5 separate regions of the Mus musculus genome follow, and regions 2, 3, 4 and 5 are each linked to region 1. Evidence: chromatin loops called from intact Hi-C (ENCODE). Cell type or tissue: left cerebral cortex. All regions are shown on one strand. Each heading gives the region's core, and the rest is flanking DNA. Links, peaks and the distances in the headings are about the cores only.

Evidence for each region. Peaks named below come from ENCODE experiments on the same cell type or tissue, not always from the same donor. Only the 100,000 strongest peaks of a DNase experiment are listed, where the experiment ranks them.
Region 2: a loop joins it to region 1, with 3 times the contacts of the local background. A loop is called at or near these places in 8 of 42 quality-filtered maps.
Region 3: a loop joins it to region 1, with 2.1 times the contacts of the local background. A loop is called at or near these places in 29 of 42 quality-filtered maps.
Region 4: it touches region 1 in a loop (6-fold over the local background); 8 of 42 quality-filtered maps call a loop at or near these places.
Region 5: a loop joins it to region 1, with 2.6 times the contacts of the local background. A loop is called at or near these places in 14 of 42 quality-filtered maps.

Annotation. Positions count from the first base shown.
Region 1 is chr2:25,425,958-25,431,970 of GRCm38, forward strand. It overlaps Fut7 (fucosyltransferase 7), which reads left to right. Exons shown (of 4, transcript NM_001289453.1): 4 at 1-417. It overlaps Abca2 (ATP-binding cassette, sub-family A (ABC1), member 2), which reads left to right and starts at 2,642. Exons shown (of 49, transcript NM_001368624.1): 1 at 2,642-2,878. The coding sequence starts at 2,813. In left cerebral cortex, for the core only: CTCF peaks have their summits at 1,161 and 2,579 (motif pointing left); DNase peaks (open chromatin) are centred at 1,150, 2,605, 3,662, 3,980 and 2 more places; H3K4me3 peaks cover 2,322 bases; H3K27ac peaks cover 2,896 bases.
Region 2 is chr2:25,499,154-25,505,166 of GRCm38, forward strand. It overlaps C8g (complement component 8, gamma polypeptide), which reads right to left and starts at 1,353. Exons shown (of 7, transcript NM_027062.2): 1 at 941-1,353; 2 at 686-822; 3 at 436-506; 4 at 245-352. The coding sequence starts at 1,078. It overlaps Fbxw5 (F-box and WD-40 domain protein 5), which reads left to right and starts at 1,597. Exons shown (of 9, transcript NM_013908.5): 1 at 1,597-1,733; 2 at 2,783-2,998; 3 at 3,248-3,405; 4 at 3,718-3,892; 5 at 3,972-4,120; 6 at 4,284-4,713; 7 at 5,027-5,174; 8 at 5,264-5,476; 9 at 5,557-6,013. The coding sequence starts at 2,806. The coding sequence ends at 5,812. In left cerebral cortex, for the core only: a CTCF peak has its summit at 3,100; DNase peaks (open chromatin) are centred at 1,600, 2,602 and 2,978; H3K4me3 peaks cover 2,050 bases; H3K27ac peaks cover 1,301 bases.
Region 3 is chr2:25,480,584-25,486,596 of GRCm38, forward strand. No RefSeq gene overlaps it. Among named protein-coding and RNA genes, the nearest start is that of Gm35287, 5.0 kb to the left of the region's middle. In left cerebral cortex, for the core only: a CTCF peak has its summit at 2,600 (motif pointing left); DNase peaks (open chromatin) are centred at 2,592 and 4,475.
Region 4 is chr2:25,373,402-25,379,414 of GRCm38, forward strand. It overlaps Sapcd2 (suppressor APC domain containing 2), which reads left to right. Exons shown (of 7, transcript NM_001081085.2): 2 at 15-116; 3 at 1,551-1,663; 4 at 2,284-2,430; 5 at 2,567-2,674; 6 at 2,763-2,873; 7 at 2,951-4,812. The coding sequence ends at 3,079. Among named protein-coding and RNA genes, the nearest start is that of Sapcd2, 4.4 kb to the left of the region's middle. In left cerebral cortex, for the core only: a CTCF peak has its summit at 3,421; DNase peaks (open chromatin) are centred at 3,434 and 5,227.
Region 5 is chr2:25,544,589-25,550,601 of GRCm38, forward strand. Traf2 (TNF receptor-associated factor 2) reads right to left here and starts at 2,352. Exons shown (of 11, transcript NM_009422.3): 1 at 2,274-2,352. It overlaps Gm35476 (a long non-coding RNA gene), which reads right to left. Exons shown (of 4, transcript XR_866044.3): 3 at 5,016-6,013; 4 at 3,337-3,477. In left cerebral cortex, for the core only: no CTCF peak of the experiment used is centred there; DNase peaks (open chromatin) are centred at 2,443 and 4,789; H3K4me3 peaks cover 1,560 bases; H3K27ac peaks cover 568 bases.

The sequences.
Region 1 (6,013 bases), core at 19-5,018:
CTGGGCATCCAGGCTTTTGGTCACCATGGCACTACCCCAAGGCTTTTCCTGTTCAGTGAGCAGGAATTCAGGATATAAGGAGAAAACTGGGCTGAGATGCCCTGGTGGGCTTTAGAGTAGGGGCCCAGGATAAGAGACAATGAATTAATGAGGAGCATATGGGGAAGGTGGCTGAGGGTCCCTGACTTACCTTGACCCATGGCTGAAGGCTCCATGCCCATGGCTGGAGCTGGGACCCTACACTTCTATAGTCAAGGTGCTTAGCCTCAAGGTTGCAGATGCACCCTCTAGTACTCTGGGTGCAGACTGTACACTGGGCGCAGGGGGTTGTGGAAGGACAGTGCAGATGATTCTGGGCTTTTGACACCACAGTTCCCCCAGGGAAAGAGGCACTACTAATAAAAACACTGACAGAAATCTCCTGGTCAAGTCTGTTAGGCAGCAGAGCTCACCAGCCAGCTTCCTCTGCTCAATTCCCTCCGGCAGCCATTATTGGGTTTCTCGTTTCTGTCTGAGAGCCTTGCTTGAGTGGTACCTTACCAGGAACTCAAAGCCCACGGCAGGTACAGACCTGAGAACTGAGGTCAGACACAGCTGTGGCTGAGGTGCCACATGTCATAGGTCTCAGTGGGAGGTGTGTCCTGTGTGATGGGGTGTGATGTATCCGTTAGGGCTTTCACTGAAGAGCCTGCTGCAGGTGCCCACTGTGTTGGACTGGGTGGGCCAGGAGGAGATGAGAGGTGAGGCTATGAGTGTATGACAGATTGAGCTCCTGGGATGGGCTGGGGCTTGGGTTTGTCCGGGGATGGGGTGGCAGTACAGGCAGGAAGCTGCCCTCCCCCTGTGGTTTGTGGGAAAGGCCTAACCATGGCTTCCTGCCCTAATCTAGCCTCATGGGCTAACTGGAGAGAAGGAGCCTGAGCCTGGGGCTGGGTGGAGTCTCGTGTCCTCTCCCACCAGCCCAGGAGAGGAGCTGGGAAGTGTCAGGAAGCTTTAGCCCTCGATGACGGTTTGCATTCACTTTAAGAGCAAACTGCATGTCCCAGGCTGAATACCACACAGCCTCCCCCTCCTATTCATAGGCCGGGGAAACCCAAACTGGCCTGCAGTCTTCAGACACAGTCCTCAGGACCACAGCTAGTGGCTCTCTGCTGCCCCCTGCCTGCCATATTGGAGAAAATAGTCCTGTGACAGTATCAATAGGCCCACATTCAAACACTTCTAAGGACCCACCAAAGGCCAGGCTCTAAGAGCAGAAAGATGCTAGGCTTACATGAATATGGAGTAGGTGGGGAGGTGGGTGGTGTTGGGGTAGCAAGTAAACCTCTTATATAAGGGACAACCTGTCTTCTCAGTCACCCCTGCTTTCCAGCCCCTTTTGTGCAGTCTGGCTAGAGCAGGGAGGCCTGATCTGGTAGTCACAATGGATGACTGTGGTAAATTTTCACAGTTGTGATGTCTCAGCATCATTTTGAATATAAACCTAACTTTCTCAGGTCAGAATTAGGGCTCTCTGACCTGTAGCAGTTTCCGGTTATGCACACCCAGCCCTTCACGTGGTGTGTCTAGCTCTTCATACCTGGTAAGCATTTCTGCTGCCCTGCCCGCTGGGCATCTGCCTCACCTGCATGGAAATCGCAGGTGGACTGCAGTGACCCCAGGCATATGCACCTTACGTGTTCTAAATTCAGTTAAAACTATGTAAGAAATGTGTTTGGATGATACCCTGGACCTCAAAACAGCTGTCTCCACCTGCAGAGAGAGAGAGAGAGAGAGAGAGAGAGAGAGAGAGAGAGTATTTTGGACAGGGTCTCATGTTGCGCAGGCTAGCTTTGAATTCTCTATATAACCAAGGATGACCTTGAATACTTCATCCCTTCTGCCTCTGCCTTTTTGATGCTGGGATTACACGTGCGTGGTTGCTCTCTATTATTTATTTTATTGAGATATGGTCTCTCTATGTAGACCAGTGTGGACTTGAACTCACAAAGATCTGCTTTTCTCTGCCTCCCTGAGCTGAGCGCTGGGTTAAAGGTAAATCTGCCATGACCTGCTGTTGCTCTGCATTTTGATAATCTAGGTAAACGCCATTTCATCAGCAGGTGGTGGCTCGTCTATGAGGAACACAGAATGCTTTTGTGAAGGTGGTCGAACTACCGCAGTCCCTCTCATCAGGCTCCTCTTTAAAATATCTAAGTCACATCGTGTTGTTGCACCTCAAGCCGCGATGGGATTCTCCTAACGGACCAATGTCTCTCCTCTAAATGAGTGACTGACCCTGCTTCCTGTCTCTACAAGTGAGGAGGGTCAATCTAATGGTGACCAAGCCTCCTTCAGTTTTCCAAACAGGACAGTAAACACCTTGGGTACCCCTCTGCGTAAATCTCTCAATTGGAGACTCATATTTGGAATCTCCTGGGAGAAGCATAGGGTACCTGCGTTCTCCCTAGACCTCGGAAAGGTGCGAGCCGGGATCTTGGTTTAGATGGGGGCTGTGAGGGATCTTGGAAACACTGCATTATGGGTCCAGTGAGCAGCGAGGCCTAGTGCTGTGCGCAGGTGCAGGCGGGCGCGGGCGCCCCCTGGCGGCTACCCGGGCGCAGAGACGCCTTTAAGTGGGGGCGACGGGCGCGGGCGCGACGAGTCTCTGTAGCTGCGGCCGCCGGGGCGGAGCCTGCGAGCAGCAGGTCCTGGACTCTCGAGCGCCCCGCCCCCGCGCGGGCGATGCCGAGCGGCGCGGCCGGCAGCGGGGCCCGGCGGGGCGCGCAGAGGACAGGGCCGCGGCGCTGAAGCGGCGGAGCGCGGCCCGGCCATGGGCTTCCTGCACCAGCTGCAGCTGCTGCTCTGGAAGAACGTGACGCTGAAGCGCCGGAGCCCGGTGAGCGAGCCGCGCCCGCCCTTAGGGGCTCGCAGGCCGCGCGCCCAATTTGCCGGTGCGCTCTCCGCGTGCACGTGCAGTGTCCAGGCGCGCGCAGACCCCGGGAGGGCGCCACCGGAGACCCTGTTCGGGGCCGGACGATTCCGCGGGCTTCCGGGCCTCCGGCAGTGGGTTCGGCTGTGCCCTGGTCCGCTGACACTCGCAGCGCACGGCTGAGTCACGGGCCGGCGCCCTCCGCAGCGCTTTCTGGCAGGCTGGGGTGGGGGCAGGTGGTCCCTGGACTTCAGCTAGAGCTAGGTGCAGGTTCCTGGTCCAGAGCGCTAGCTGGGACACACCATTCAGCTTAGGGACTCAGAGCCCTGGTCCCATCATCTCTGGGGCCCCCATAGGAACCTGTCTTTTCATTCCCTTTACTGGTACTCTGCCCTTGGGCAAGCACCTTAGGCTGAAGCTGGTACCAAACAGCCTTCGCCGCCGCTGCTACCGCCCTCCTCCTCTTCCTCCTCCTCCTCCTCTTCCTCCACCACTACCACCACCACCACCACCACCACCTTCTCCTCCCTTCATCTCCTTTCCTAACCCATCCTGGCAAGTCACAACCCTTACTCCTGCTTTCTCATCCCTGGGAATGTCCTTGTTGTGTGGACTCAACCTGTTAAATCCCAGCACCCTTTGGGGCCAGTTTCTCCTGAGGCTGCTCCTCTGATTTCTCCTGCCTTGGGCCTCTCTTGGGGCTGGGTTCTGCTGAGCTTCTTAGTACCTGTCTAGGCCAGGCAGGGTATAAAGAGTGTTGGGGTACGAGTCCTGTGTGAGGAGCAGGATGCCAGGCACGGATGGCGTTTGCAGTGTTGGTTTTCATCCCAGTCCCTGGAAGAGCAAGGGCATCCAGAGAGTCCTGGGCCAGCAAGAGTGTCCGAGGGCCCTTGGGATTTTCCAGGATGGAGACAAGAGAGTGCAGGACCTAAAAGAAGGGCCTTAACCAGCTCATACCCAGGGACCCCTTGGGCAGCAACACTCCACCTATGTTCTTTGAGTACTTTAGATTCATAATAAGAAACTCTGGTCTGTAGGCAGGGTGGGTAGCAGTCATCACCACAGCCTGGCAGAATTCCCGTGGGCACCTGGCCCTGGCTGATTGCCAGGACTGGGTACATTCTCTGTTCTGGTTGGCTGGTGTGGGGTCTGAAGGGGCAGCCCTGTGACTATAGCTTTTGAGTCCCTGGGAAGAAGGGACACAGAGTGTATGTAGGCATGCCTTAGTGCTAGCTAGCCCAAAGTTGCTTATCAGGAACACCCCTCAGGGCTTGGGAATAGAGGCCACAACATAGTTCCTGCCACAGCAAGTTGGGAGAAGAGTCCAGCTGTGTGACAGTCAGTTGGAGGTGCCCGTTGCCTTTTCCCTAGGACTGACCCCTGCCTGTTATGTGGATCTGTTGGGTTTTCCTGAATTCGCATGCTTCAACATTCCCAGAGACCAATTAGACCACAGAGGAGATCCATAACCTATGGCTGAGCTACCAGCAGTGGCTGTCTTCTTCCAGGAAGACAGTTTTTGCTGGTGTCAGGGGTGTGCCCATGCAAAGCTTGTGATCTGGAGGGGACCTCAGGACTTCTGCCCTGCTTGCTTCCTTCGCTCAAGTACTACCCTGCCTTGTTGTAGGGACATGGGTAGTACATGGGACATGGGTCCACCCTGGCACCCTTAGGAGGATCACCAGTATAGAGTAGTTGTGGTGGAAGCTAACATCACACGTGGGTATCACCTGCTACCCTCCCCATCCCCCATCACAGCGAGCACAAGGCTGCTCAGGCCCAGGGTGAGCATGGAGATATTGGGGCAGTGTGGAAGCACGGGACTTGTCTTGAGAGACAGAATCCCTAGGTCACTTGCGGTCACCTAGGTAAGACAGGTAGCGCTGGACCTGTGCTGTGAGCCTGTAACCAGATGCCCCTCTGTTGCCCTCCGCCTCCCAGCTAGGACTCTTTCTCCCAGCAGCTCATGCGCAGCCGTTGCTATAGTGATAGGGGAGCCAGCCTGGCCTGCGCTGCAGTTACTCGGGCAGAGGTGCCCAGGGCAGGGCAGATGTGCCTGTGGTCGGGTAAGTGTGGGTAGGGCTGTCTCTTGAGCTGTGACCCCTGCTACTCTGTATGCGTGAGACACCGTGTCCTGCAGCCCTGGGTGTACATACCACCTCCTCAACTGGCCCTGGACTCCATCCTGGCTGGAGAGGAGGTGGAGGCTGGCACAGGCTGAGGCGGGTGAGGGTATAGACAACACAGCAGGGTGTTCTGATCACAGAGAGCTATTGTCAGCACAGTGGGCACAACCAGGGACAAGCTGGGCACGGACCCACACCACTCCTGGGAGGGGCTTCAGAGTCTGCTTCAGATGGTGACGAGGGTGAAGGAGACCTGAGGCGGAAGAGCCATGGAGGAGGACGGCTTCTGCAGGGCTGACCCTCTCTTTCCTGGGATCTTAGAGGCAGGAGCTCCCAGTCTATTTCCTGGACTTCCTCCCTGAGCTGAGGTGGGGGCAGGAATTGGTAAAGCCCCTTTTTCTCCACATGGTATGGGAGGTGAGTCTGGCCTCCCTTGGCAGCCTGGCCCTGGGAGGTTAGGGCAGGACAAAAGGCTTCTTGCCACAAGGACTATGTTAGCCAGAGGCTCAGTGCCCTGGTCACCTGCTGGGCCTTGCTTATACCAGGCCTCACCTCTCTGAGTCAGCACAGAGTTACAAGGCTGCTGCGGCAGAGGAGGTGAGAGATGGCGTAGGGGCTCCAGGCACAAAGAGGCCACATGTGGCCAAGATTGTACCCGTTTGTCCTATTGGTTGGGTCAATGAATGGGTCACGGTTGACAACAAACTGGCTGACTTTTGACCTCTTCAGAGAGTAGGCGGTCCATGCTTTGACAGGCACAACCTAGGGGCCCCATTTAGTGGTACCACATAGCACTCACCGTCTTGGTATACTGGGAGGGACTACAATCTTGGGTGGACCTGAGAAACCTGTGCTGACCCTTCATGGCCACTGGGTGCTTGTGGGTAGGCTGGTCCTTCTAGGAGATCAGGAGGGCCTAGGCCAGCACATGTTTGTCATGTCCAGTCCTGGGCAGGCAGTGGACAGACTGCATGTG
Region 2 (6,013 bases), core at 1-5,000, 73 kb after region 1:
AGGGAACCCAGGACACACAGCCAGGTCAGCTGTGTGTCCCTGCCCCATCCAGTTCCCACCCCATCCCATGTGTAGCTGTTCATCAAGGGTGCCTACTGCCAAGAGTATGGGGATAGAAAAGGAATGAGAAGGGGTGTGTGTCCATCTGGGGACGCCCTGTCCATCAAGGTGGACCTGGAGGATGCAGAGCACAGGTCATGTGTGAAAAGCACAGGCCATGTATGATCACAGGACTAGTCCGCACCGTATAGTTTCACAGACAGCTTCCTTCCCTGTTCCAGGTACAGGATGGCAAAGCTCTGATAGTCAGTCTCAGCAACCACCATATGCACTGGTCCACGGGCCCGTGAGACTGCGGCAGAACCACAACAGCACATCAGTCCTTTCCCCTCTGCCTCCAGCCCAGAGCCCTCTCCCTTGATGCCCCTGCCTCACCTTGGAACAAGAAGCGGCCAGGGACCCCTGTGTTCTCAAAGAGTTGGCGTACCTGCCAACATATCCCATCTCTGGGGAGGGGAAGAAGGTATGTCATAAGAGGAGGCACCCAGACTCTAGGAACCCCAACCCAGGAGAGGCCATATGGGATAGCTATCTAGGCCACAGAAGAGCTAGAGATGAGGTTTAGAGTCAGGAGGGCAGAGTAAGATGGGCTCAGGGGCTGGGATGAAGTCCTGCTGGGACTCACAGCTTTCGGAAGGTGCTGACAGCCATAGCTGCACCCTGGGGAGCTGCGTGCAATGTGGTGGCCTCAGCTCGGTGTCCCTGCTCCTGAAGAAAGCGGCACGAAGAGCCCACAGCCACCAGGAGCCATGTCCCTGCAAACTGGAAGTTGACTATGAGTGCTCAGGACTGGGGAAATGGGGCACCCTGGACCAATCCCGCCAAGCTAGGCAGGTTCTTATTGCTCTTTTACCTACCCCCACTCACTCCCAGATTTTACCTTCTGAGCACTGAAATTGACCTGGGCCTGGATAGTGCTGATGGGGGAGGTAGACCCAATAGGCTTTCGAGTCCTTTGGCCCAGCGAACTGGCTGTCAAGAGCAGGGTGAAGAACAACACAGCCCCTGGAGACAGCATGGCCAACCTGCTACGGACAGTAGGTGACAGGACAGCGAGGTGGAGGGGTGCACTGTCCTAGGTCAGAGTCCACTGTCCAGTGCCACAGGAAGCACAGTCCAGGAAGTCCACATCTGTCTTCCGATTACTGAACCCCTAACCCAAGCCAGGGTCCATCCTAGAACCTAGCCTTGATAGGAGCTGGGCATTGTGTCCCAAGTGCAAAGTTAAGAGTTGACCTCTGCACCCCTATTTCCACTTGTGGTCAGTGCTCAACCCTATGCATGCAATAACTGTCTTTAACTCCACAACCAACAAGAACGTGCTCATAAAGTCACTTGTTCAAAGCCCAGCAGCAGAGAGAGCAGAGGCAGAGTCTCGAACCGGCCCAGCTGAGCCTGGCTCAATCCTCCGTCCTTTAGGGTAGCCAGGAGTGAGTACTGTTCTGTGAGTCAGAACGCTCGGAAAGTAAGAGTTTGCGCAGGCGCATAAGAAACGCTGGCTGCTAGTCGGAGCCTGAGGCGCAGGCGCAAGACGGGGAAGGGGGGGGGGGGGGAACGGTCCATCGATGCCTCGGGGCTCTCAGCGTCGAGCCTGGCGCCTCCATAAAGACGTGGAGGTGGAGACTAGAGCGGCGGCGGAAGCCGGGCGCAGCGCAGCGGGCAGAGGCACCGCGGTGAGTCCCGGCTTTGGCCCCGCCGTGCTCACTCACCTGTGTCATCTGCCCTGTCCCCAGTCACCAGCCTTGTGCCCCATTACTCCCAGTCCTGCATTCACCAGCCTTCTGCCACCTTCGGTGTCCCTTGTCCCCGATCGTGGCCTTCGTTTATTTTCTCGGGCCTGGTCCCGGTCATGGGCCTCGCTCTGCCTTGTCCTACTTTAACTGGCTTTTGTCACCTTCACGGGCTTTGTTCACTGTCACCATATTTTTTTCCTGCAATGTCTACACTTGTACAGCCTTTGGTGGCCTTATCTGGCCAGTGATGGCCTTGGCAGGTTGACGTCGTCCCAATCCACCCTCCGGTGTTCAGTGGGTGAATGAAGGAGCTGCTGCCCACTCTAGCTAAGCAGCAAAGCGTGGTCCCTGATGTCTCCTCTGACATTCAGAAACCCCAATCACTCTTAACCACCCTCCTGGCCAGGCTGTCTCCTGAGTCCAGAACGACATATGCCACTGGCTAGCAGGAACCCCTTCTCAGAAGAAAGTCAGCCTTGGCCTGAAGTCCTATAGCAGCAAGGTCAAAGACAGGGTGGGCTGCTAAACCTTGGACCTGCCAGTTTGAGCAGCCCAGACCTGTTTGCTTGTCTTGTGCTCACCTGCCTCCCTGTGCCCTGTAGCATTGGGGAAGGCATCAAAGGCCCCCACCTGGAAAGTGGGGCTGCCCCCCACTTCGCAGGTTCTACCTGGCCTAGTAGTACTCAGGGGCTTGCTGTCTGGTCCAGCAAGTCCTTTGGTGTCCTGGAGAATGTAAGGTGGTGCAACGTTACTGCCTGGGTCCTTCAAGAAGTGTTGGGTCTGTGGTGGGGCAGTGCTACTTGTACACACAAAGAGAGATGCACACATCCCTCCCCTCCCCCCGCACATGCTCAGTGCAGTGGAATTCTCCGGTGGGCAGTTGGTGGGGCTAGCTAGGACTGCCATGTCTGGAACCCCAGACTATCAGTCTCTCCCTGGGGTTGGCGATGAGGAGGCTTGGGTTCAGAGCCGCCACTGGTGGGTTTCAGGACCGTCTGGGCAGAATGTCACGATGGATGAGGGGGGCCTGCCCCTGCTCCCCGACAGCCTTGTCTACCAGATCTTCCTGAGTTTGGGCCCTGCAGATGTGCTGGCTGCTGGGCTGGTATGCCGCCAATGGCAGGCTGTGTCCCGGGATGAGTTCTTATGGAAGGAGCAATTCTACCGCTACTACCAGGTGGCTCGAGATGTGCCCCGCCACCCAGGTCAGTACACACACCCCTAAACCTGCTGGCTCAGGGCAGGGGCTCATGGCCCAAGGACACACGGGCCATATTGGGGAAGAGGGAGTCTCTGTGAGCAGAAGGGTGCCCCCTGTGGCTGAGACCTAATTAGTGAGTCGTGAGTTCCAGAGTCCCTACAAAACATCTCCCAGTAGCCATGCTGTCTGTCGGCTCTCAATCTTGACTAGTGAGGGAGCCTTGCATGCAGGAGTGACACTATATTGCCCACAGCGGCCACATCCTGGTATGAGGAGTTCCGGCGGCTCTATGACATGGTACCCTGTGTGGAGGTGCAGACACTGAAGGAGCACACTGACCAGGTCCTGCACCTCAGCTTCTCCCACTCGGGGTACCAGTTTGCCTCCTGCTCCAAGGACTGCACGGTGAAGGTGAGGGTGCCTCTCCCATGCAGCAGAACTCAGTGGGAAGAGAAGCCAATGGTGAGAGAAGCAGAGAGGGCCACATAGTGCCTGGAGGCCTGCTCTGGACCACACAAGACCCAAAGCTTAGAACAGCTCTAATCTCTAGCTCCCAGGGTCAGCCCTCTACATTGGTACGATGTCATAAGAGTGGGTGGTAAAGACCTAGGCCAAGGTTCTTGCCCCATGAGGACCCAGAACCCTCAATGGAGAAGAGTCAGGATTTGCTGTGCTGCCAGAGTGAACTGGCCTGGTAATTACCCTGCAGCCTTTCTGGAACAGATCTGGAACAACGACCTGACCATCTCACTGCTGCACAGTGCAGATATGAGGCCATACAACTGGAGTTACACCCAGTTTTCCCAGTTCAACCAGGATGACTCACTGCTGCTGGCCTCAGGGGTGTTCCTGGGGCCACATAACTCCTCCTCAGGCGAGATAGCTGTCATCAGCTTAGGTAAGTGTGGGCATTGGGTTGGGCTACCTGTCCCATTGTGCCCTGCCAGCAGTCTGCCCAGCTGTGGCCTTCCCCCCAGACTCCTTCGCCCTGCTGTCCCGTGTGCGAAACAAGCCCTATGATGTGTTTGGCTGCTGGCTCACAGAAACCAGCCTCATTTCGGGGAACCTGCACCGCATTGGAGATATCACCTCCTGCTCAGTGCTGTGGCTCAACAATGCCTTCCAGGTTCAGACCGGGACAGGGACAGGCTGGGCAGACAAGTGGGGTAGGGCAGGGAAATAGAGAAGAAGGCATGGGCAGGGCTGGGCATGGAAGGGCAGATGCAGAGCCCAGGGTAGGCTGCTCCCCAGACATGGCCCTCTGACCAGCACCCAACTGTTATCCACAGGATGTGGAGTCAGAGAATGTCAACGTGGTAAAGCGGCTCTTTAAGATCCAGAACCTCAATGCCAGCACCATCCGCACAGTGATGGTGGCTGACTGTAGCCGCTTTGATAGCCCGGACCTCCTGCTGGATGCTAGCGACCAGGCTGGGCTCCCCTGCCGAGTCTTTGACCTAGGTGGGGACACTGAAGAAGAGGCCACTGACCCAGGTTTGCACACTTCTGGTTCTGACCACGTCAAGAAAGGTTTACGGCGTGTGTTTGATAGCGTCTTGGATGGACACGGACAGCTATCGGATTGTGCACTGGAGACCAAGGTGGCTGAGCTGCTGGCCCAGGGCCACACCAAGCCTCCAGAGTGCAATGACGCTGACACCAGGAATAAGTACCTCATCTTCACCACTGGCTGCCTCACGTACTCACCGCATCAGATCGGTAATGGTGGGCAGGGCAGGGCTGGGCCTGGGACGGTCACCAACCACTGTGTTGCTCCCCAGACCAGCAAGTCCATAGGCAAAGCTTGGCTCATGCATTGAGATACTGTTCTGCCTTGGCACACTTGATCCTGTGTAAGAGTGGTGAAAACCCAGGCAGGGGATTGGTCAGCAAGTGAGCGGGTGCACAATTGTGCTTAAGTCTGAGTGTAGACAGTGTTTGTGGACTCTTAGGGCTGTTCTTGGATTGGGAGTGCCCTGGTGGTAATGTCCTTGCAGGCTCTGGATGACCCCTCACCCTGGTCTCCATGCAGGCATCAAGCAGATCCTGCCACACCAGATGACAACTGCAGGGCCCGTGCTGGGCGAGGGCCGGGGCTCTGATGCCTTCTTTGATGCCCTGGACCATGTCATTGATGTGCATGGGCACATCATTGGCATGGGCCTGTCTCCTGATAACAGGTGGGCCTGGTGAGCCAGGTGGGGCACCACAGCTGGCCCTGTATCTAATAGCATGCTTGTACCTAAGATGTATGCTATCCCTTGCTCAGGTACCTGTATGTGAATAGCCGTGCCTGGCCCCCTGGCTCAGTGGTAGCCGACCCCATGCAGCCACCACCCATTGCGGAGGAGATTGACTTGCTGGTGTTTGATCTCAAGACCATGCGAGAGGTGAAGCGAGCTCTTCGAGCGCACCGTGCCTACACACCCAATGACGAGTGCTTCTTCATCTTCTTGGATGTCAGCAGGGATTTTGTGGCCAGGTGTGGGCTCAGGTGGGCTCCAGGGCTTGGGTATGGGCTTCAGCAGGTGGGTGTGGGCTCATCCAGATGCTATCCCACAGTGGGGCTGAAGATCGGCATGGCTATATCTGGGACCGCCACTACAACATCTGCCTAGCCAAGCTGCGGCATGAGGATGTGGTCAACTCCGTGGCTTTTAGCCCCCAGGAGCAGGAACTCTTGCTGACAGCCAGCGACGATGCCACTATCAAAGCCTGGCGTTCACCACGCATTGTTCGTGTTCTGCAGGCTCCACGCCCTCGCCCCCGCCCTCGCCCCCGCCCCTTCTTCTCCTGGTTTGCCAGCCATAGGCGCTGAAGGCTTCAGTGATTTGAGCCATTGGAACCTACTGGGGAAAATGGTACCCCGTGGTTCTTTATTGCACTGGGGCAGAGTAGCTCATAGCAGCAATGCCTTAGGAGGGGCAGCCTGACCCCAACACACACACACACACACACACACACAAAACCTGCTCACTTAGCCATAAGGCTTAGCACTAGGGTAGCCCTTGTTGGCAGC
Region 3 (6,013 bases), core at 619-5,618, 55 kb after region 1:
GATTTTATTTTTAATTTTTGAGAAGTTACAATAGACCTGTGTATTCAGGAAGCCATAATCACAATGGTGAGATAGTGCATGTGGTGGTCTGAATAAAAATGGCCACCATAGACTCAGGAAATGGCATTATTGGGGGTATGGCCCTGTTGGAGTAGGTGTGGTCTTGTGGGAGGAAGTGTGTTGCAGGAAATGGGCTTTGAGGTTTCAGAAGCTCAAGCTGTGCCCAGTGTCACTCTCTCTTCTTGCTGCCTGCAGATCCAGATGTAGAACTCTCAGGTCCCTCTCCAGTACTATGTCTGTCTGCATGCTATCACGCTCTCTGCCTTGTTGATAATGGACTGAACCTCTGAACTGTAAGCAAGTCCCAGTTAAATGTTGTCCTTTATAAGAGTTGCTGTGGTCATGGTGTCTCTGCACAGCAGTAAAATCCTAATTAAGACAGTGAGAGCATCTACCAATCTACAAAGATTCCCTCATCAGGAGGCAGAGGTAGGTGGAGCTCTGTGAGCTGAAGACAAGCCTGGTCTAGGTAGTGGGTTCCAGGTTTGCCCAGGCTGTGGAGAGGACCCAGGCTTGCCCAGGCTGTGGAGATGACCCAGGCTTGCCCAGGCTGTGGAGAGGACCCAGGCTTGCCCAGGCTGTGGAGAGGACCCAGGCTTGCCCAGGCTGTGGAGAGGACTCAGTAGTCAAGAGGACTTGCTGGTCTTCCTGAGGACCTGATTTTATTCCCAGCACCATGTCAGGAGGCTCATGACCACCTGTAATTACAGAAGACTGAACAGGGCCTTTGCAGACATCCCTCCATTCCCACATACATAAATAAAAGATAGAAATAAGTAGCTTTTTAAAAGAATCCTTGGTGCCAGAGGGTAGTGGTACATGCCTTTAATCCCAGCATTTCAAGACCAGCCTGTTATACAGAGTGAGTTCCAGGACAGCCAGAGCTACACAGATACACAGAGAAACCATATCTCCAAACACACACACACACACACACACACACACACACACACAAACACACACTCATTCCTTGAGGCTGGAGAAATGACTCCAAAATTAGAGAGCACCGAATACTGCTCCAGAGGACCCCTGTTTGATTCCCAGCATCCACATGGTAGTTTACAGTGCACTGTATCTCCAGTCCCAGGGCACCCAATACCCGCTTCTGGCTTCTGAATACACCAGGCATGCAAGCAGTACACAGACAAACATGCAAGCAAAACACCTACATAACATTAACTTTAAAAAGATTCCTTCAGCTCCCTTGTGGATTCCTCCCTCCACTGCTCCTGCTGCCCTCCAAGGCACAGCAGTTGTCAGTCCCTGCAGAGCAGTTGCTCTGTCTGTAAGGGGAGCCATACTGTACACATCCTGATGGGTTGTGAGCTCAGTGAATTGTTATGGTAGCAGCTCACAGCATCTGGCGCCGTGTGGAGCCACCTTCTACCTACAGTTGGTGATTGATGGACACCGTGTTATTTTCAGTTTGGGGTCTCTCACGTACAGCTGCCAGGAACATGCAAGCACAGGTCTTTGAAGGGCCACATCTTGCTTCGCTCATTGGGAAACCCACTAGAACAGCAAAAGAGGTTGGTTGGGTCCCTGGTCCATCCGGAACCACAGGAAGGACACAACAGATCAGGTGGACATTTCCCGCTACTGTAAAAATACAGGCAGATTTGTCACAGCGTGTGAATCTCCCATCTGATGCTGACCCAGGCCCAGGTGAGGGTCAACATCATAACTGAGTCACTTCTGAGAGGTGTGAGCCTCGTGCCTATCTCACCATCCAGGTGGCCACAGCTAGTTGCAAAGAGAATAAAAACCCTGTAAGATGATACCCAGGGGCTGCCATCAGGCCAGAGCAGAGGCAGCCTGAATCCTCACCACAGCCTGACTTTGTGGGCACCCAAGTACCTTTTTCTGTTCTCGCTCCCAAAGGTAGCCACTGCTGCATCCTTGCTATCTCCCTGAACAGGCTAGTGCTTCTCCCAGTGCTCCCTTCCCAGTGTTCCCTTCCCCAGCTCAAGACAGGGTTACTTGAAGTGGCTCCTTCAGAGCCCCATGGTTTGGCATGAGCACTGGCCATATAGAAGACCCATGAAAAGCCCCCTTTAAGCCAAGGAGTAGTGGGTGTGAATCACTCTGCACACTGCAATTCTGAACTCTACCCAGGAGGCCAGGGAGAGTCCAGTTGATTCTCTGGCAGTTCCTGGTCCTGGATTCCAGGGACTTCCTATCCAACTTAAGGTCAACTCCTTGTACTTCCCAGCGTTTGCCAAGAGTATCCTGTGGCCACAAGGGTGCCATGTCATGATGGCCATGATGCCCACTGCCCTAGAAGATGAGGAGCAGAAGAAAACTCACTTTAACCGTAGACCCTTCTCCAAGGTCACTGTTAGCACCTCAACCTGCTTTTCCCTGATCCCAGGTCTAAGAAGCCTTTTCTGGGTCTGTCACAGGAGGTGGGAGGATCCAGACCTTTATGACAATTTCAGGCTTCTCTGGAGGCCCGAACCTAGTGTGAGATCCATCAATTGGAATCTCAGACCCTATGGCAGTCTGCACGCCTCTGGCGCCCCCACCTGGCTATTATCTTACTCACCTACAGAACCTATAGGTTCCTGCTGACTCTGGAAGCAACCTACTCCTAGGTCCTGACGGGGCTGCATCCTCTGCGCCAAGAACCCAGCTTCCTTCTCACCCCGCTGCCCAGCCTCTTAGCCCAATTGTCATTTTCAACTGGGAACAACGTCAAACAGTGGGCAGTGCCTCTGACCAGCTGTTTGAGTTGTTGTCATGGTGGTGACAAACCATAGATAGACAGACAGCCCTGGGGCTATACAGCTTGGGGGATCTGAAGGTCTATGGCCTCCACAAGGCCATCCTTCCTGCTCACCAGGCCTGGCTCCAGCTGAGCCTCTGGTTTCCCGAGGTTAGGCTCTGACTCTGTGACCAGGTAGTCCAGGCTCAGTCTTAAGCCCCAAGCCTGCAGAGCACAGAAGTGAGCAGGGTTGGGGGTAGATCTGCAGCACGCAGAGTCTTCCCTGACCACAGGCAAGCCCTTAGCTGAGCTGATCAAGCATGTTGGCTGATTATCACAGTCCTCAATTACTGAGCATGCCAGGGAACCAGGACCTGACACTCTACACCTACCAACCCAGGTAGTGACAGGGTAGCTCCAACCCCAGAGCTGAGAATGGACCTAAGAGCCAAGGAGAAATCCTCAACTAGGGACTTGACTTTCCTCCAGAGAGGTGTGAGGGCTGCTGCTGATGTTGCCTGTCCCATTTCCCACCCAGGAGGGTGGCTCGTCACTCAAGTAGGTCCTCTCCCTCCCTTCCAACCCTCCGCCCCACCCTGCTTTGGCCTGCTGACCCCCATGTCCTTCCAAGCCCCTCTGCTTCTCTACCCAATCCTCTGTCAGCTCCCATGCCGGCCACTTATCTGACTCCTGCTGAGGCATTAAGGGTTCTTACCAAGCCTGATGGAAAGGGCTATCCCTGTCATTGGTAGAACTTAGGGACCAACCTCCCTACTTCCTCCTCTAGTCCCCCCTCCAATGAACAGCCCAAAGGGCTAGGACTAGACCCCGACATCACCCACTTAAAGCATGGCAGGGTTGTCTCAGATCCACACAGGCCTGAGAAGTGAGGTGGTTCTATCTCCTTACTCTTCCCTATGGGCCATGAAGAGCAGAGGGACCCCTGGGTCATCCCAGCAGCAAAATCCTAACCCTGTAGGTGTCTCCAGGGAGCCTCATGCCTGTGGGGCACATGGGACTGACTCTAAGAGAACTGCAGCAGGGCAGGACCAGGGTAACATTAGGGAAAGCAGTTTCCCCTGGGGAAAGGGTAGCAATAAGACCTGGAGGCCTGGGCAAAGTGGGAGTGGGGACAACATTTGGAATGTAAGTAAATAAATATTAATAATAAAAAGGGGACTGGAGGCCTTAGGGTCCAGAAGGGAGGGTCTTTTTTTTTTTCATTTTTTTATTAGATATTTTCTTCCTTTACATTTCAAATGCTATCCTGAAAGTTCCCTATACCCTTCCCTCGCCCTGCTCCCCAACCCACCCACTCCCACTTCCTGGCCCTGGCAGTCCCCTGTACTGGGGCATATGATCTTCACAAGATCAAAGGCTTCTCCTTCCATTGATGGCTGACTAGGCCATCTTCTGCTACATATGCAACTAGAGATGCAGCTCTGGGGATTACTGGTTAGTTCATATTGTTGATCCTCCTATAGGGTTGCCGACCCCTTTAGCTCCTTGGTTACTTTCTCTAGCTCCTTCGGAGGGTCTTGAGGAAGGGCTGCTCTGTGGTATTGAGTCAGATCTTTCACACGCCCAATCTCCCGCCCAGCTGCAAACTTCCACCTCCAGGAAACTGCAGGTTCAGCTTTGGAGCCCAGCAGGCCCAGGTGGCGATGGGAGGGGCCCCTTCACAGGCCTGGTCCTCATCCAGCTGACCCAATTTCACTTCCAGCAAACTGCAGGCTCAGCTCTAGGGTCCAGCAGGCTGGTCCAGGCCCAGCAAGCCCAGGTGGTGATGGGGAGGGCTGCTCATAGGCCAAAGTAAAGAGACTTATCTGGCCACCTGGCAGGGGCTGGGTTTGTTGTCCGGGCAAAGTTAGGCAGCTATGTGTGATACAGGGTTTCCTTTTGTGGGGAGAACCTAGAAGGGAACCAACCTCATTTGGGGAGCAATGCCAAAGCCCCATTCCCACCCCACATCTAGCTGAGGGTCCCAGATGAGACTATGACGTTTCCAACCCCACCCCTCGGACCCCTCCCCCAATGCCGACCTCTGCCCTCTGGTACAGCCCAGCTCCTGCATGCACACTAAATCCTGCAGGACCTAGTCCCTGCACGCTCGCCTCTGGACATTGACCCCTGAAAGCCTGAGTGTAGGGGAGAGAAGTTCACAAACGTGCCTCGCTCCCATATTGGGAGGCCTCTGCATTTCCTGTGTCCCCATAGCCATGACTAGGAAGAGTGTGAAGGGGCAGGTGGGGAGAAGCAAGCAGGCTGAGGCAACAAAGTGGTCAAAGAGGCCTCTCTGAAATTACCCCTGCCCCTCTGCACTGCACTGCTCCTGTCTCCCAAGACTGCACAAACAAGTGCAGGGGTTCTTGATGTGACAGTCATATCTTACCGGAGGCTGCCCTGGACAGCAGAGATAGAGAGCCTGGCTGCTCTGTTTTAAGAGCAACAGTATGGTCAATCGTTGCCTTCCCACTGCTGGATCCCAAGAGCCAGCCAGTGCAGGAAGGTCCTCCCATTCCATCACCAACTCACAAGGGTTGGTTTTCTATCTGGTCAGCTAGCCTTCAGCACTCAGTACACAAGGAGTCTATCTGACTGGGGTCTTCATACTACAGAACTGGCCAGTCATTGTCACACGACTCAACTGGAGTCATTGTGTTGGCTAGAGGGACTCATCTCTCATTGCCAAGAGGAAGTGGAGTTCTGTTTCAGAGTAGAAGATGCTCACTGTGTAACTGGAGGTGCCTGGGGTACCTTTTGAACCTACTGGTGAAGGTCACAGCACACAAAACACCCAAATTTAAGGTCAGTAAAGGTAAGGTCTTCTGGAAATTATGGCCTTGTGAAGGCAGAGAGGAAGCTCAGCATGGTGCACACGCCTGCGAGACCCTGAGTTCCTGGGATCCAGTCTCACTCAGTATCACTAAAAGGAAGACGAGCAAAGTGCAGCCAGCTGAGGCCACCTCAGCCGGGCAGAGGACACGTGGAGCTAGCTTAGCGACTGGCCTGCTGCTCCTCACTGCTTCACCATGTTGATGGAACGGAAATTGGGAAGAAAAGAATATAAAAGGGACACCACAATGTCTAGAGGCTGTGTGGTTTCTGTGCTGCCGTGTGCCGTCTGCTGTACCCAGCCCCGTACACTGTCTTCTGCACGCTGATATGGACACAGGTCAAAGCAGGAGCCTCCAACTGTGTGAGAGATCGGTGTCTCTCTCTGGAGTAAAAGGTCTGTAGCGTTTCAAA
Region 4 (6,013 bases), core at 355-5,354, 52 kb before region 1:
AACCTGTCCTGAAGGCTCTTCTCAGTGTGACACCCTGCAGAGACAACCCGGCCTGCTTCTCCACCCAGGAGGCAGAGGAGGCAGCACAGGAGCACCTAGCACAAGTGCTGAAGAAGGTTGGGTGTATGTATGATGGTGTGTGTGTGTGTGTGTGTGTGTGTGTGTGTGTGTGTGTGTGTCCCACAGCACCTGCTGTGCTGTGCTGCTGCAGATACACTGCCAGACACAGACCAAAGTCTCTGGGGAATCCAGCAGGCTTCTCTCCCTCCTTCCGGTCTAGTTGGCTGGGACAGGAGACTGTTGAATAGCCCCCTGTCTGCCTTGAGAACAGGACCTGCATTATGCCTGAGCCTGGAGGCAGGTTCTCAGGAATCTAAGCCCCTCTTCCAACCCTGTTCCCCATTTATCCTGTGCACTGCCCTGTCAGGGCTGCCCACTCATGGCAGCTGCCAGTTCATTTTAGTACACAGAGGGACAGAGACAGAGAGAGACTGGGCTCTACTTGCGGTTCAAGCCTTGACTCCCTGTTCTTGTGGAAGGGGAAGCTTCTAGGCATAGCTGGTTATCTTGGTGGCTGTGAGTGTGAAGTCAGCCCTGGCATGGGACTGTATATAATGGACAGGGTCCGGGTTTGTCTGTGGTACAGATCTGTTTTACCTTGTGTGGCCCTGAGTCAGTTACCCCTCTGAAAGCCATGTGCTCAGGGCCCATGACTGGGCAATATTTAGCCATTGCTCTGTAAACCTAAAGCCAGGCTCTAGCTCTAACTTTTTTATAGGTCAGCCAAGGTCCAGATAAGGATGTTGGTATACTTGCTGAACCACTTTAGCTCCCTATGAGCACATATGACCTCAAATGCCCAGTTCTACGGTATATGCCTCTTTTCTGTGCAAACGTTCCAGGTCCTTCCTAGAACTCAGTGCCAGTACCTGCTCTGGCCCCACCCTCTGGAGGCAGCCTCCTTTGTAGCTCTCATTGCCTCACCCTGAACCTGCAGACCACTCAGCACAGCAGGATGGGACAGGAACTTTGGGGCCTGCTTGGAGCTAGAGTCTCTGTCTTGCACATCTGAGCCAAATATTGTATCTCTGTCACTCACTCGGATGGCTTAGCCTCGGGGGTGACCCTGATGCCACAGATAGGGTTGGAGAGCCCAAGGGAAGTTCAAAAGCTGTGGGTCACCACACCAGGGCCTATCCATTTCGTCTCTTGCCCTTCCCTCTTTGATACTCTTGATATATGTATCTGATATGTTTTGTCAGGCACTGGGTGACTCCCTGCCCCTGCTTCCTGCCTCCCCCACCCCCACCCCCAACCTCTCAGGGCAGGCAAGAGGATTCCAAGTCCTAACTAGGCACAAAGTCAACAGAGAAAGCAAAAGCACACTCAGGAATCAGTACTGACTGAGGTTCCCTGCACAGGCCTGGTCCCTGGGGTTTGTACTGTCGCAGTTAGCTGGAGGATTCTGGAAGGGCTGGGGAGCCAGGATGAGATTATGAGGCCATTAGGCTTGCCCAGAGTTAAGCTATGTCCCCGACTGTCTGTTACAGGTGCAGCAGCCTGTAAGACCCTGGGCAAGGGCACAGGTGAAGCCCGGCAGGCTCCACGGGCCCGAGGCGAGCGTCGAAGGCATACCATCACCAATGGTGTGGACTGCAGCCTGGTAAGAGGGGCCAGGACTCTGAGGGACTCTGTGTATCCAGAAGGTTGGAAACCAGGGAGATCCCATGGGCCTGGTTACTTGGGGAATCCCTGTAGGAGAACTGGTCAGCTTTTTCCCTTCTTGGGCTTAAGGGAAGACAGACAAAGTCAGGCACAGGGAGAAGAGGCTCCTTAGAGATGCCTGGAGACAGAGTGTGGGACCCTGCTCTGCCTACCAGGTAGGCTCACCTCTGCAGGCCAGCTTAGTGCACAAAGAGTATAATTACTTTAAGCTAGAGTGCTGAGTCTGTTCAGTCACTCCGCTGCCCTGGGAAGCCTCAGTAGAGGGGCTGAGAGGCCAGTCTCCAGTATCACCATCATCCAAAGAGGAGAAACTAGGCTATGTTCTCCAAGGCATACGTTGGAACCTTCCCTGGATAAGCTGGTGCTTTCCGTCGTGGGTGCATTGGCAGACTACACAGGTGCTGATGTCATTCATTGTGTCTGTGTGCTAGACTGCCTGTGGACAGGTCTCAGCTCCCACACCTGCAGCTCCTGGAGCACAAAGGTATGTGCAGGTGTGCATAGAGCCAGTCTGCTTGCTGTCATGAGTACATTTCCATGCTCACGTGTGTGTTATAGTTGAAGCAGATGAAGGAGTTAGACCAGGAACAGGAGGTGCTTCTGCAGGGCCTGGAGATGATGGCACGGGGCCGAGACTGGTACCAGCAGCAGCTGCAGCGTGTGCAGGAACGTCAGCGCCGCCTGAGCCAGAGCAGAGCTGCTGCAGTAAGTGCCAGGCCAGCCCTGACAACAGGACCCAAGTTGCCCTGGGGTGGGGCTCCCTTGAGGCTCTGAGCTGAGACTTGAGATGAACAGGTGTGCCAGGTTCCGGGACTTCCTCATGGTCCCGCTTCTTTTCCAGGACTTTGGGGCTGAAGGAAGCCCCCGCCCTCTGGGGAGGTTGCTGCCCAAAGTACAGGAGGTGGCCCGGTGCCTGGGGGAGCTGTTGACTGCAGCCTGCTCTGGCAGAGTGAGTGCTCTGGAGGCTGCCTGGCATCCCTTGTCCTTGTTCTGGATGCTATGCCAGGAAAGGTCTGGCTCACTGTGTACTTCCACAGGCTCTGCCTTCGTCCTCTTTAGGGCCCCTGGGCCCTCCCTCACCCTCAACTCCAGTCTGGCAGCAACAGACCATCCTCATGCTGAAAGAACAGAACCGGCTTCTCACTCAGGTGAGGTGTGGGAAGATGGGGCTGGGGCTGGAGGCCCAGCAAACCCTGACCGCCTGCCTGCCTGCTCGCCTGCCCAGGAGGTGACTGATAAGAGTGAGCGCATCACGCAGCTGGAGCAGGAGAAGTCTGCACTCATCAAGCAGCTGTTTGAGGCCCGAGCGCTCAGCCAGCAGGATTCGGGACCTCTGGACTCCACTTTCATCTAGTTGGTTGTACCTCTCTAGGACAAGTGCACACAGACTTAGCTTCAGCTCCATGACACTGCCGGGAGCCTGTCTTCTGACTGAAGACCACCAGGGCTTAGACCTCAGAGCCCTCAAGGAGGCAGCTGCCTCCAGACTTGGGTGCTGCTAGAAATGTACTCTGCCGGAAGCTGCCACTTGCCACTGTCAGTGGGTGGCGGAGGATCATCCTCACGTTTACCTGATTTCAGGCAGCCCCTACAGAGAAGGGGGCATGTTTACGTCTGTCCTGATCCACCTGGCAGGGTTTCCTGGGATCACTGGCTTAGTAAAAAGTACTGGTCACACTGGGCTGTATTTCTCATAATGCCCAGCAGGGGCTGCTAGTTGAGCTTAGTTCCTCTGCCCTGTCTTACCTTGGTATTACTGAGTGAGTGAGCAGATAGATTTTTGAGCTGAGGGTGGGCTAGGAGGCCCAGGAACTAGGAGGTTAGAGGTTCCTTCTGTCCACCAGAGGCACTATGGAAAGGTGGTTGTGGCTCAGATAGGAGCAGAAGGGAGACATGGAATGGGAGGAGGATGGGGCTATCTAATAGAGGGCTCTGTGCCTGTTGGAAGAGCCACAAAGTCAGGGGTTGTGTGTAACAGGCTGAGAAGGAAAATCTGGCTGCAGCTGGACCAGGCTAGTGTGGTTCCTAGAAGGAAGCCAATAACTTGGCTTACCCACCTTACCAAAACTAACTGTCTTTAAACTGTTAACTAACTGGGGAAAGATGGCATCAAGTTAGCTCAGGTTGTGGCCATCCCCCTAAGGAGGTCCTATCCCCCCAAATAGATAAGTTTGGGCCTCCCAGCCAAGTCATGCAGTGCACTGTGGGCAGAATACATCATTTATTATTATTTATTTTAAAGACAGGGTTTCTCTGTGTAGCCCTGACTGTCCTGGCACTCTCTATGTAGAGCAGGCTGGTCTCAAACTCTCAGAGATCTGCCTCTCTGGTACTGGGATTAAAGGTGTGTGCCACCACACCCAGCACGTCTGCATCTTTTAATGCCCTACTTGGCTCGGCAGTGTCATCGTTGACTTATCCATAGGAAAGCAACCCAGGCGTGTGGGAAGAAACTGAGCCTGTGGATGTGACTCTCTCCCTGCTTATGCCTCCCATTGGCAGCTTGGGTGGGCACAGATTGGATGAGGAGAACCTATTTAGCCTGTTCTGGTGGAGCACTGAGTCGTCACAGGTGAGTTCTGTGGCCTGAAGACTCCAGTGTGGAATACGAACCCATTGTGTTTGGCCAGCAAAGCGACCTGATCAAGTACAAGTTAGTCCAGCACCCAAACCATCTTTTTCAGGAACTGGAGTGGTTTCTGGGCATGGAAGAAAGCTAGTTCTAAAAGGTGGTTGTATTCTGCAAGATTAGTTTACCCAGGTGGACTTGCCATCTAGAGACAGGTTTCCATAGCAACAGGTTGGGTCTGCCCCTCCATCCCCATAGCCTCCTTTGTGTTCCTTGTTTTACCTCTGTACCCTTCCATTCCATGGCTTGCCACTCCTGTCCCTCAGGTCCTAGAGACACTTGACTAGACTCCAGACTGGGGCTGACTCTGCCTATCCCATAGAGATAGGTCTCAGCAAGGTCTAGGCCTTGCCAGGCTCTTCAGATGGCCAGGCCACCTCAGATTCACAGCTTCACGTTCTGTTCTTGGCTTTGCCCAAGATAGCTATTCTATCTACAAAATAGAATCCTTTCTCTGCACACTAGGCCCTATTTAAATTTGCTCATGTCATGTGACACAGCAGAAAAACAAAGGTGGTGGCTGGGGTGGCAGAGAGGCAGAAGGGTCTTTTGAGTTTGAGACCAGCCTAGTTGACAGAGTAAGTTCCAGGGCTGCAGGGAGAAACCCTGTCTCAAGCCCTCACATACAGTTGGGTGGGCATCTCACTCTCTGAAGTGTCTGTCACACCTTGAAGAGCTGCCTTTCCCTCCTGACATCATCACAGGGTCAGAGGTAAGAGATGGAACTGTTAACATAGCCTCTGCTCCAGGGTGACATTCCTTGGGAGACCTCTCACGTGCCAGGAGGTATATTGAAACAAGATGACACAGATGGGGATTCAGCAAACATAGCCTCACAGCCTTGATATTCCAAGGAGGTGAAAACCACATGCTCGTGCTTTCTATAACACTATCGTTTCTTGGAAGTCTGTGGCCTGTAGCCAGACTGCCTGGGAGGCCCTAGAGTCCCCAAGGGAGGATTTATTTTTATTTCCAGACACCGGGTTTCTGTGTAATCCTAGCTGTCCTGGAACTCAGTCTATAGACCAGCCTTGTCTCAGAGATCCACCTGCCTCTGCCCCCTGAGAGTAAGGATTAAGGGTTTTCGCCACCACTCTCAAGGCAGTGTTTTACGTGGTCCTGATAGGCCGAGGGGCACTGCCAGAGGCCAGTGCGGATCCTCATGGAGCCCCAGACGCAGTAGTATAGAGTAGGAAAGTCTCCTGCAGGCTCACCTGTCTTTTCGAACTGCATACTTGACCCTTGGGTGTCGGTCATGCACATAAACTCCCAGCTGTGACAACACAAACTGTCTATAGAGACATCTTTCACTGCTCTCTGGGGAAACTGCCCTGGTTGAGAGGAACACAGATACAACAAACAGGTTTCAAGCATTTTGTGTACAGTAAGTTCTAAGGAGATGAGCTTTTCTAGGCTTAAAAAACAAAACACAGGTCACAGAAGCCAACAAAAGACAAGATCTGAGCGGGGACGCTGGGGCACTAGAGTGGGCACAGTAAACAGTAACGACACTTTAGCTAAAGTGAAAAGGGATTCTTTTTTTTTTTTTTTTTTTTTTTTTTTTTGGATTTTCGAGACAGGGTTTCTCTGTGTAGCCCTGGCTGTCCTGGAACTCACTCTGTAGACCAGGCTGGGCTAGAACTCAGAAATCTGCCTGCC
Region 5 (6,013 bases), core at 1-5,000, 120 kb after region 1:
CACATCAATAACTAGATGGCCCAGCTGGTAATGCCATAAAGTGATAGTAGGTACACAGCACAGAATCTGTTTGTGCAACACAACTGTCCAGCCTGTCACAAACTCACCTCCTCTCACAACCCATGCCCTGTGCTCTAATTGAGCACGGCAACCCTAAGACTATGTCCAGGTTCCAAATCCTTGACTTTCTTTAGCTGAACCATCCACCAAAATTACAACCTGCCCCAAATACTAACTCCACTGCCCACCTGGGTCCCAGATCCTAGATGCAGCAGCCACCGTGTCTCCTCCTCTATGGACATGAACAGGGCGAGCACACTACAATTATGAGATGGATGTCCAGTGTGGCATCCAAGCTGTCTCCAACCCTCTATGTAAAGGGGGCAAGGCCAGTACACAGGGACAGATGTTCAGCATAAGCCTGGAAGCCGCACAGCCCATCCTTGGCATAATCTGGAGGATCTATGGACAACTCTTTCTAGATTTTTCTTTCTTCTCCAGGTCATCCTGTCCATGCCTGTAAAAGCTCCCACCCCATGAAACCCACCTGCCAAGCTACACTGACAATCCATGTAGCAACCACATGGGAAGTGGAGGCCTGACACCCCACTGTCAAGAAGGAAACCCCAAACCAACTCTCAGAAAACAGTAGTGAGAGGAGAGGCAGGAAGCATCTCCTTCTTGGAAGAAGGTTTTCTCCAAGTTGGCTGCTGCCATGTCCTCTGTGCTGTCCAGCCTGCTGCTACTTCATGGGTGCAGGAGGAACCACAGCAGGGATTCCCAGAGAGCTCTGACTGGAAGTGCTCAGTGTGCTGCAGCCCAGGAGCCAGTGAGACTAGGTTATGAATGCACATGGCCCTTGCTCAGGTGTGTGGACATAGTGGAGAATCTCCTGAGGAGCCCATGGTGACTGGCAAACAGGAGAAGAGTAACAGGGTTCCAGGCAGCCTGTATTGTCAGAGAATAGTCAGTTTAGGTACGGACTAGAGGGTCCCAGGGAAAAAAACAGCCAACAGGTAAACACCTCACAGACCTGCTAGGCAGGCAAGGAGCCACCAGTTCAGACCAGAGACACAACTGCTGACAGCACTCAGCCTTCCAGATGTACACACAAGGCTTGATAAAAAACAACCCTTCCTTCAGCTTTTAAAACTCAAGTATTTATAAATCCATCATTAAGTATTCAGCAATAAAGTTAATTTTTAAGACTTAAACATCAATTTGAGATTGCTTGGGGTCTCCACCTGATAACAGTTAACTTTGGGTCACTAAATACCACCTTTCTCAGTCAGTTACGCAGGCAGGAAGGGGCCGTGGTGGCAAGGTCAACTGTGACTTCTCTGGGGGACTGGTAGCCAAGCTAGTGAGTTGCACACAAGACAATGATGACATTGCATTGTGTCCACGGAGCTGAAAGTTTGTTTCTCCGATTTTGGGGCCCGCTGGGAGTACGTCTGTGAGTTCTAATCAATCTCATGTCCTTTCCACCTACTCAGGGCTTCAAGTCCATCATGTGGAATATACACTAGGTCCAACCTCCATTAGGCAGGCGTCAGGAGGTTAAGGGCCCTGGGATCAGTCTCCACACCCTGACACATATGCATCTATCCCATCAACATAGTTTCCAGGGCGGTGGTGGCGCAGGCCCTTTAATCCCAGCACTCAGTAGTTCGAGGCCAGACTACTTTACAAAAAGCAAGATAGTTTCCAGAGAAACAGAGGTTCTGAGGGGCAGAAAGGTGAGATCTGAAAAAATAAAGGAGGACAGGGAAGGTAAACCACCAACAGGGAAGAGGCCTTATGGGGGAGGTGGTGTCCGTGATTTGTGTAGCCGGGTGTCAGAAAAGGCGACGTAAATTTGGCAGACCAAATTTGACTGCCCCATCCAAAAAGCATAAGTGGGTGGGAGGTGAGCGGTAAAAGTGGCCTGGGAGACCAGGTATTCGCTCAAGGCCAGTAAGGGCAAGTGGGGCTCGTGGGTCCCTCGGGCGCGATGCCGGACCGAGATCTGGGGCAGGGACCGTACTGCTGTAACCCCGAGCCACCGCGGTAGGCGCGCAGCCAAGCACCGCTGCGGACGTCGCGAACTTTTCCGGCCCCCCTCCCGCGACTTTCAGTTTCCGGCTCCGCGGCTCCGAAAAGTCTACCCACCCACCTCACCCAGACAGCGGCGGCCCCGCATCTGACCCCCAACCGCCACTCCCACCCCGCGCCTGACCCCAGCCCGGCCGCCGCTGAGAGTAGACCCCCCGCTTAGATCCGCGCCGCCTCACCCAACGGTCTTCGCGCGCCCGGAACTCAGCGCTCGCCGGGAAACACCCCCGCTGCCGCGGCCCGCCCCGTCTGACGGACAGACGCACGCGCCTACCAGGAGCTCACAGGGAGCAGCAGCGGCCGTCGATTTGTCAAATAGGCCGCCTTGACTCTGCCCGCTGACAGACGGAAGCAGGAACCTACCAGGAACGAGCACGGAACCGCAGAGAGCGGTGATTAGTCAGAGCGGCGCAGGGGGTGGGGGCTAAGCCGGTTTCTCCGGTTCCTAGCAAGGTTGTTGAGGAAGCTGCCTTGAGCCTCTCTTCGTGGACGTCAGTCACTTGCAGTCACTTGCCACCAAATGTAACTCGAGTTCGAGCCCTGGGTCCACATCGTGGAAAGAGAGCAGGGGTTTATGCATTATTTAGTCATACACACAAATAGACGAATAAGTGTAATTTAAAAGTTTAAAGAGTTAACATTTCAATGAATATTTGCGAACAAAGAAGTGTAGACAAAAGGGTATACTGTGGAACAAACTGACATACTACAGCTTCCGCGACGAGATTTTTTTCCATCTGTTGTGGGAGAGGTTGCAAGGATGAAAGGCAGGTACAAGGGGAGGGGGAGATGGGTGGGATGGGGTGCATGATGTGAAATGCACAATGAACCAATAAAAAGGTTTTTAAAAAAGTTTGAAGGATTCATCAAGAGCACCTTCAACCACATGAACAGGGAAATGTCCCCCAAGAAAGCTTATGTTTGGAGACTTGAGTCTACGTCAACATGTAGATTTGTACACCTCTGACAATTGTCTATTCTCATCTCTGCAGTCCTGTTAAAAAGGTATTTTAAAAAAATTATAAGTATGTATGTCTGTGCACATGAGTGAAGTATCCAGGGATTCCATACAAAGAGGCCATTGTATCCCTTAGAGCAAAAGTTATAGGCTCAGGGCTGAAGAGATGGTTTAGTGGCTAAGAGTACCGACAGCTCTTCCAGAGGTCCTGAGTTCAATTCCCAGTAACTACATGATGGCTCACAACCATCTGTAATGGGATCGGATGCCCTCTTCTGATGTGTGTCTGAAGACAGCTACAGTGTACTCATAAAATAAATAAATAAATCTTAAAAAAAAAAAAAAAGTTACAGGCTCTTGTGAGCTGGGACCCAAACCAAACTTCAGAACTCTGAGAGAGCTCTTAACTCCTGAGTCATCTCTTCCTGCAAAAAAGAAAAAAAATATATATATATGCTGACACATATCTCTATATATCTCTAGACATCACACACACACACACACACACACACACACACACACACACACGCTACACACATAACCACATATAAACAACACCATACACATATATGTATATACACACAAAGTATTTAGAGCTCACCATCAGGGGTGTCCAACCCACAGCATGTATCCCAGGATAGCATCCCAACATTTGTAGCTGTTATATCACAGTGTGGAAGGATGGACACCTCTGCACTCTACCCTCTGTGTCTTGCCTGCATTCATTCTGTAACTGACTTTAAGAGATACTTATGCTCTTCTCTTTGGCAACCAGTCTCTTGAAACAATGTACCCCAGGAAATTTAATTATTCTCCAGGAGTCTCAGAAGGAGAAAGAAGGCTGAAGCCTGGGGCCAACCGAGGAAGAAACTTGTCTCCTGGGAAGAGATGTGCAGCTTCAGGCCATCTTGCAGGCTAGCCGAGCTCAGACAATGATGGGTCAGTGATGGACAGGACCACACCTTGACCCAGCCTACTTAGTGATGCATACCTCCAGCCTCTACTTGAAGTTAATTACTTCATCCAGGAGCTGGAAGGTAGATATGGTGAAGGCTGTGTCATTGAATCTCTTTGTTTTTCTTTCTAGTATGGATACATTGAATAGATCTTTTCTGCTTTTCACTGGTAAAGTTCACCTCTGATTAGCTTATTGAGGACAAATGATTGAGCAGGGCTTGTTCGGGATGCCAAAACAGGCTCTGACCCTAATAACTCTGGTAGCAGTTTAATGAAGATTGCAAGGATTCTGGGAGCCGAGGGAGTCCAAGTGAGATCCTGCAGCTATGAAAACTGTTCTGGGACAAGAGCTGCTTGCAGCAGGCACTGCTGATCCAACCACATTGACTGCACACCCTTGCTCCTGTGGAAGTTGGAATTCCCCTAACTGAATCAGGAATCCCACCCATAGGACAGCAAAGTTGTCCTCTTCTGCTGAAGTTCAGGCAACTGCTGGGTCACGTAGCTTCCTGGAGCCTTTGGGGCTTATTCACGGTAGTGAGTCCACACCTGTGGAGCCTTCTTTACCAGTGGGAGGAGGTGTTTCCTGAGAGCCCCGAGGAGCCTGAGAAGCTAGCCTGAACGTAAGCTCATTCGCTGAGAGCATCTGCTCCCTCAGGGCAAAATGCAGGTGTGCTCCATGCTCCAGACCTTCCCTCACCCACATCCACCAAAGATCTCATTGGCAACTGTGCCCACAGACCTTAAAGGCAACAGAGCCAGAGACCATCGTTGCCATAACAACCTTAACCATAGCCTACCAGTACAACACCTGCTGCCACAAAAATGTCACTTTAGACTTTTCTACTTGGAGATTTTATGTGCACTCTTTGGGGGAGGGGATGAGAGGGGCTGGTCTGTAGAGTGTGTACCAGAATTAGACCAGATCAAGAGAATGGGAGGTGCTCTCACTGCCCCACCCACCAGTACAGAATTGGGTGACATCCTGGGGACTCATTTCACTCACTGGCTGGGAAATGGGTGAGTCACTGTGATTGTTGGGGATTCCCATGTGGGTTTCTTCCTGCTAAAAAGAAAGCAAAAGTTACTCAGCAAGACAGCCACTGAGGGCGAGGCAGAGGTTGGGGTGTCCCTTGGGCAGACTCAGGAGGACCCACACAGCACCTGCTCACTCCCTGAGAACTAGCGTCAGCCAAGAACCACTGACAGCAGGACCTGGAGGCATGTGACTGTACCCAGGTGCCAGGGTACTAAAGAGAAAGCTGCTGTCTTAGGTCACAATGTTGTGAGCTGAGGGCCTGTGGGCTTGACTATAAATCAAAGCCGATGTAATGGACACCAGCTGCCTTGACTTGGCCAAGACCAGGACACTAGGCAGCTTCCCACTGGTTCTGAGGAGTCAGCTTCCAGTGTGACCCTCCTCCCACCCCTGTCCGAAGGCTTCTCGAAGCAAACTGTGGCCCTTTGGGCAACGTGGTTCCCTGCTGTCTTTCTCTTTGCTGTTCTTGCCTCTTTGGTGTGGCTTGTGCACTGGGGTGCCTGGTTCTGATTGCTCACTCGGACCTCCAGGCTGAGCTGTCCCTTTAGGACCCCTCACCTCACTTCAGATAGTCTGCCTTTTGGGACAGAGCCCAGTTTGTGCCAGGGACAGGAGGCGGAAAGGCTGACATGGTCCCTCACAGTATCCTGCACAGGGGATGCTCCTCTGGTGTTGACAGTGGTCCCAGAGGTGCCGTGTCCACTCACCTCAAGAGTTTACTCTTGTGTTCCCTTTCCTCGGGCATCTAAAGTCCAGCCCCATGCTTGCTTCCGAGAGAAGACAGTTTCCACACTTACTCTGCAGTCAGCTGGCTAGAGCTTTCCAGAAAGGCCCATGCCAGTATTAATTCGCAAATCGCCTGCACTCATGCAACTGCCTGGGGAATACAGGAGACTTGAGGGCCTTTCTGGATGGCTCCTTGGGGGCCATTCTAGGGGTTCATCAGGCAGTGATGTTCACTTCAT